Regions from separate parts of the Homo sapiens genome. Here region 1 is linked to region 2. The links are chromatin loops, found by intact Hi-C in ENCODE. Cell type or tissue: heart left ventricle. All regions are shown on one strand.

Region 1 (2,500 bases), 130 kb after region 2:
TGACCCTTGTATTCTAAGTGCAAAGTAGGTGCTCGATAAACACATATTGCATTCATGATAACACACCATTGAATTTATGCAGCCTTTCCCATGTTATGTGCCAGTCACTCTTTTGAGCACTTTAAATGTATTATTAATCCTTTAATCTTGCAACCACCCAGGAAGGTACATGGTGTTATTATTCCTATTTTAGAGAACGAGAATAGAGACGTTAAATGACTTAGGTCACCCAGCTTGTATGTGACAGAGCTGGATTTGAACTCATGCAACCTCATTCTCCTTTGATTGTTTCTCAGCATTGGCCAGTCTGGATTTTGTTCTTTTGTGGTTTGCTTTTCCAATCATTTGATGGCAACAAATACACGCTCATTTTTGACTTCTCCTTGTACCTGCTAATTTTGATAATTTTTTTTTTTTTTTGGAGACAGGGTCTCACTCTGTCACCCAGGCTGGAGTGCAGCCTCAACTACCACAGCTCAAGCAATTCTCTCACCTCAGCCTGCCTGAGTAGCTGGGACTACAGACACATATCAATGCACCCAGCTAATTTTTCTATTTTTTGTAAAGATGGGGTTTTGCCATATTGCCCAGGCCGGTCACAAACTCCTGGGCTCAAGTGATCCTCTCACCTCAGCCTCCCAATGTGCTGGGATTACAGGTGTGAGCCACCGCACATGGACTTAATTTTGATAATTTATAACTGCAAAATATAACAAAATAAAGTCCCCAACACAATAAAATATTATAGTTCATATTACTTTACCTTAGAATTTCCGAGGTTTCTTTCACCTTATGATGTGAAAGCAGGAATCTTATATGTCCTATATGTGGTTAAACTTTACATTGGAGGTGGATGTATGTTTCTGTGTAAGTGGCTGTGAACACAGATATACAAAATATGGCTCTGAAAGCCTGGGCATTCCCAGTCTGGGGCAGTTTTCCAAAGGAGATAACAGAAATTCTATCCCCTAAAGCTGAACACAGCAGCACCACGAACGTTAAGAAACTCCAAGAATAAAGCCGCTTTATTCCACAGGGGACTCAACTAGGTTCATGAGCCTCTTAATTTTTTAGGAGCTCATCTAATTAAGTCTTTTCACTGCACAGAAGAGGAGTCAGATCTAGAGAAATGAAGTGACCCCTAAAGGTGAAGTTCTGGTGTGGTTTTCTGATGCCTTGTCCAGGGGTTTTTCTCCCCCTATATTTTACGAAAAGAACTTAAAGAAGGATTTACAACTGGCTTTCTCTAATTCGCAACCCCGCTGAGTGCTCAGGATATAGTAAGATGCATGAAGCCGGTTTCCCCGCTTTCCAGGTTCCACTTGCACACGGGGGCAGTTCTCCCTCTAGTCCCTGGCCCCTCCCTCTTGCCCCTGGCCCCTCCCTCTTGCCGCTGGCCCCTCCCTCTAGTCCCTGGCTCCTCCCTCTTGTCCCTGGCCTGGGGAAGGAGGCGCCGCCCTCGTGCTCAAGGGCAGGGCCTGGCCTTCTCGCAACAGGAAATGCCTAGGGCTTGGGCAATCTCCACACGCTGCCGCGCCACCGAGCCCGTCGCTTAATCCCCTGACCGGAGCTGGCCTGCCAAGCTCAGACAACAGCACCAGGCAGCACAAAGGCCCAGGGGCTGACGGACGGGAGAGTCAGAGTTTCCCCTGCAGTTAGCATGGGTCTGTTTACACATTCTGGAGACAGAAGGGTTTTGCAATCCCCAGGAAGAGAAGGGAATCTTTGATGTGTCTTTCCATTTGGCCAAAAATGGACGGAGTAGAATCCCAGCCCCTCAGCAAGGCCACTAAGAAACTCGGCAGCACTGGAGGGTGGATTTTTACATCTCATTAAATCATAAAGGCTCTTGAGATCTTCCTCCTACACTGCCCTTCAAGGATGGTAGCAGGGAGGGAGAAAACACCAGTATAGAAATCCTCAGTGTGAGCTGGCTTTCCTTTAGTAAACAAAACAAAACAAAAACCTTGCTGTCCTCTATGGTTATTGGAGGATGGGGCTGGATGAGCCCAATTGCTGTGAATGAGAAATCAGGGGCTTGTGGGGAATGAGAAGATGAGCAGAACAGAGTGGGGCAGAGCTACCAGTGAACAGCTACGACCCCCAATCCCCCCGAGTGGTGGGGGTGGCCGGTGGTAAATAAGAGTCCCTTTAATATTCCGTCAGGGGTTGTGGGCTGCACTATACTTTTAAACCTTCAGTAAAATTTGCTGCGCAGTTGGATTTGTGCCAGAGCTGCTAGATCGTGTCTAGCAAACCGAGAAGATGAGATAACGCGGAAGAAGCGAGGAGTAGGAGTCAGTGGTGCCTGGGAGAAACCGCAGGGATTGGGGAGGGAGGCCGGTTTCCCATCAAGGGAAGTTGTGTTTAAATCTGAAAGGATGTGGTGGCTCCAGACGTCCAGCTGGCTGGAGCTTGGGTAACACAAATGGCAGCACATTCCTCAGATGGTAGAGGCCCCTTCTGACCTGCGTGTCCTCAGGCAGACCTGGGTGTGCCT
Region 2 (2,500 bases):
GACACAGAGTGACCAGAAATGCCAGCCAGCTTGGGCAAAGCCACTTGCCTTTTCCTCCCTCTGGAACATCCAGCCACCTCTCTAGACCTGCCCAGGAGCTCAGAGCAGCCTAGGAGGTCCTCTCAGTTGTTGCCCCCTCACTGTCCTCTGGGGTCTCCAGAGCCAGCAGGGAGTACTGAGGGTCCCTCCCAGCTGCAAGCTCCAGAATTCTCTACAGATGCCACTGCCAGGGTTACCCTGTGAATAAACTGGTTCTACTCCAAGGGTGTCACACGTGCATGATGTAGGTAGACATGGCATCGGGACTCCAATGATCCCAGACAGAATCTGCATGACCTCCTGTGAATATCGCCAGCAGCAGCCAATCTGTGGGTCCATATTTTGGCTTAATTCCCCCAGCTTTGGGGTCCTTCATAACGACAGGACATTGGTGTCCTCCTCCACCACTCCAAATGCCACAGGCATTTATCAAAGTCCCCAGGAGTTTGCGTGTGTGTTTAGGAAGAAGCCCATTACGTCTTCTGCGGGTCTGGGTTAGCAATCGTCTGCACCTGTTGTGCCCTCTCCTCAGGGCCCATGCCTTGCCCCGCAAGCTGGTCACCCCACAGCGGCTGCTCCTGAGGTATTACCAGGCTCAGTTCTTGCACTGAGTGGGGCTGGGACCACATACCACAGGGTCACTCTCTCATTCACTGCTCCACCATCTCCTTTCCACTAAACTTTCTTCTGCACTAAAAGATCCTCATATCCCCTGCCATGAACACCACAGCCATCTATTTCAGCAGGTGACCCCCTGTTAAACAGAGCCACCAGAGAGACCCCCAGGAGCACAGCGCTGGTTGGAGAACACCACAGCTGGGGTCTAGATGTCCTCATTCTCGGCCTTCTTCTTTTATACCCAAACGATGCTTTCTCTGTTAATAATATCTGAGAGAACTGTTGCTTAAAAATGTAAAACGAAACCACCGTGTAAATGGAGCGGGGTCTTCCTTGGAAAGTCTAACCTTGGGGGCACCTAGTTGATGTAAAGAAACCACTGGCTGTCAGAGGGGAAGGGGGATTTGAGGACAGCCGAGTCAGGGAGCGTGGAGCAGCCAGGCTTTGTGGCAGGGCCTTCCACAGGGGCATGCTGGAGCTCAGCACTGAGAGCACCGGGAAGAGAGGGACAGCAATGGGCACCTCAGCCCCTCAGCAGGAGAAGATGGCGACCGCCACAGTGGCCCAGACTCCTGGAACTTCTGAACTACTTGGTAATTGGTTGGAATTTTCGGGGGTCCGCAGAACCCACAGTTCTCCAGGTGGAGCCGAACCAGAAAAATGCTACTTTGTGGTGTTACTGTGACCCCCACCCCCGCGCCGTATCCACCCCAGGTGCATTGATTAGGAAGTTGGTTCTGGCTATTTAAAACAGTGCTGAAACAGGTGGGTGTGAGCGGGGGAGCGGAATCACACAAACCGCGCTGGTCACAGCAGAGGAGCGCCCCACACGACAGCCTTGCGGAGACGGGCAGCGGCCACACGGGGGCAGCGCCTTCCCAGCCTGAATGAGCACAGACGCCGCGAAGCCCCCGAGAGTCGAGAGGAAGCGCAGTTAAGGGGCGGCCACGCGTCTCGGCCCTGTGCCCTTCCTTACATTTCTCGCTCTGCGGGGCGCGCCATGCCTGCAAACACAGGGCATCAATGGTCTTGGGAGGCTGGAATGTGGGGTGTGCAGAATCCATCCAGCGCAGTCTAGGGCAGGACCCAAGGGACACCCTGTGGGGGTGCTCTGGGCTGGTCCCCTCCAAGCCCCTCTGCCCGCTCCCTGATCTCACTCAGATCGGTCCCCTCTCCCTCAGAGAGCGGCCCTTGAGCTTCAGGCACTTTTCTAGGCCCTGGGGGCACAGCCGTCCCGGGGCGCCGTCTGGAGGGCAGGGACAGTAGTGTCCCCGCAGCGCCTCCTACCTGCCACCACCTCCACCTGTGCCGGGAGCCCCAGACCCGCCGGCCGAGCCGGGTGCGGAAGAGGCTGCAGGCGCCCGGGGCCCGGCCTTCGGAAGTAGGGGTCGCAGAGGGGCTCCGGCCTTGCGGTATCTTGTGTCGGCCGCACCCCAGGGTGTGGCTCTGGAACGGGTAGTGGGGAAGCTGCGGCGGCGCGCAGTGATCCCAGCGGGGCGTCTGGAGACAACAGAAGGGGCGGTGCTCACGGGACCGGCGTCTTTCCCGGGGGCCACAGTCGGGCCAGCGGGGCATCTCTCCGGACGGCCCCTCCCCGCTCTCTCTGCTCGGATGTTCACGCTTCCACCCTCAGCGCGGGGCCGCCCTGCCTCCCCCTCCGGAGCCCCCAAGCGGGTGTCAAGGGCAGCCGCACCCACGCGGAAAGCTCAGTTTCCCCTCCTGTCCTTTAGGTTTCTGTGGCTTCTTTCTGCCTCCGTAGCTGGAGCCAGGACGTGGCCGTGGTCCGGGAGAGCTGCGCCCAGAGTCCCGGCTTCCTGCGTGAGGGGGAGCGGCTGGGAAGCGG

Evidence for each region. Peaks named below come from ENCODE experiments on the same cell type or tissue, not always from the same donor. Only the 100,000 strongest peaks of a DNase experiment are listed, where the experiment ranks them.
Region 1: it touches region 2 in a loop (4-fold over the local background); 24 of 110 quality-filtered maps call a loop at or near these places.

Annotation. Positions count from the first base shown.
Region 1 is chr2:69,177,445-69,179,944 of GRCh38, reverse strand. All of the region lies in intron 14 of ANTXR1 (ANTXR cell adhesion molecule 1), which reads right to left. Among named protein-coding and RNA genes, the nearest start is that of MIR3126, 75 kb to the right of the region's middle. RefSeq lists an enhancer at 1,274-1,568 and a silencer at 2,294-2,500. In heart left ventricle, no CTCF peak of the experiment used is centred here; DNase peaks (open chromatin) are centred at 1,484 and 2,384; H3K4me3 peaks cover 624 bases; H3K27ac peaks cover 1,378 bases.
Region 2 is chr2:69,306,577-69,309,076 of GRCh38, reverse strand. No RefSeq gene overlaps it. Among named protein-coding and RNA genes, the nearest start is that of GFPT1, 79 kb to the left of the region's middle. RefSeq lists enhancers at 1,690-1,739, 2,225-2,500 and a silencer at 1,970-2,119. In heart left ventricle, a CTCF peak has its summit at 1,528 (motif pointing right); DNase peaks (open chromatin) are centred at 1,286, 1,536 and 2,076; H3K4me3 peaks cover 1,011 bases; H3K27ac peaks cover 1,612 bases; H3K27me3 peaks cover 748 bases.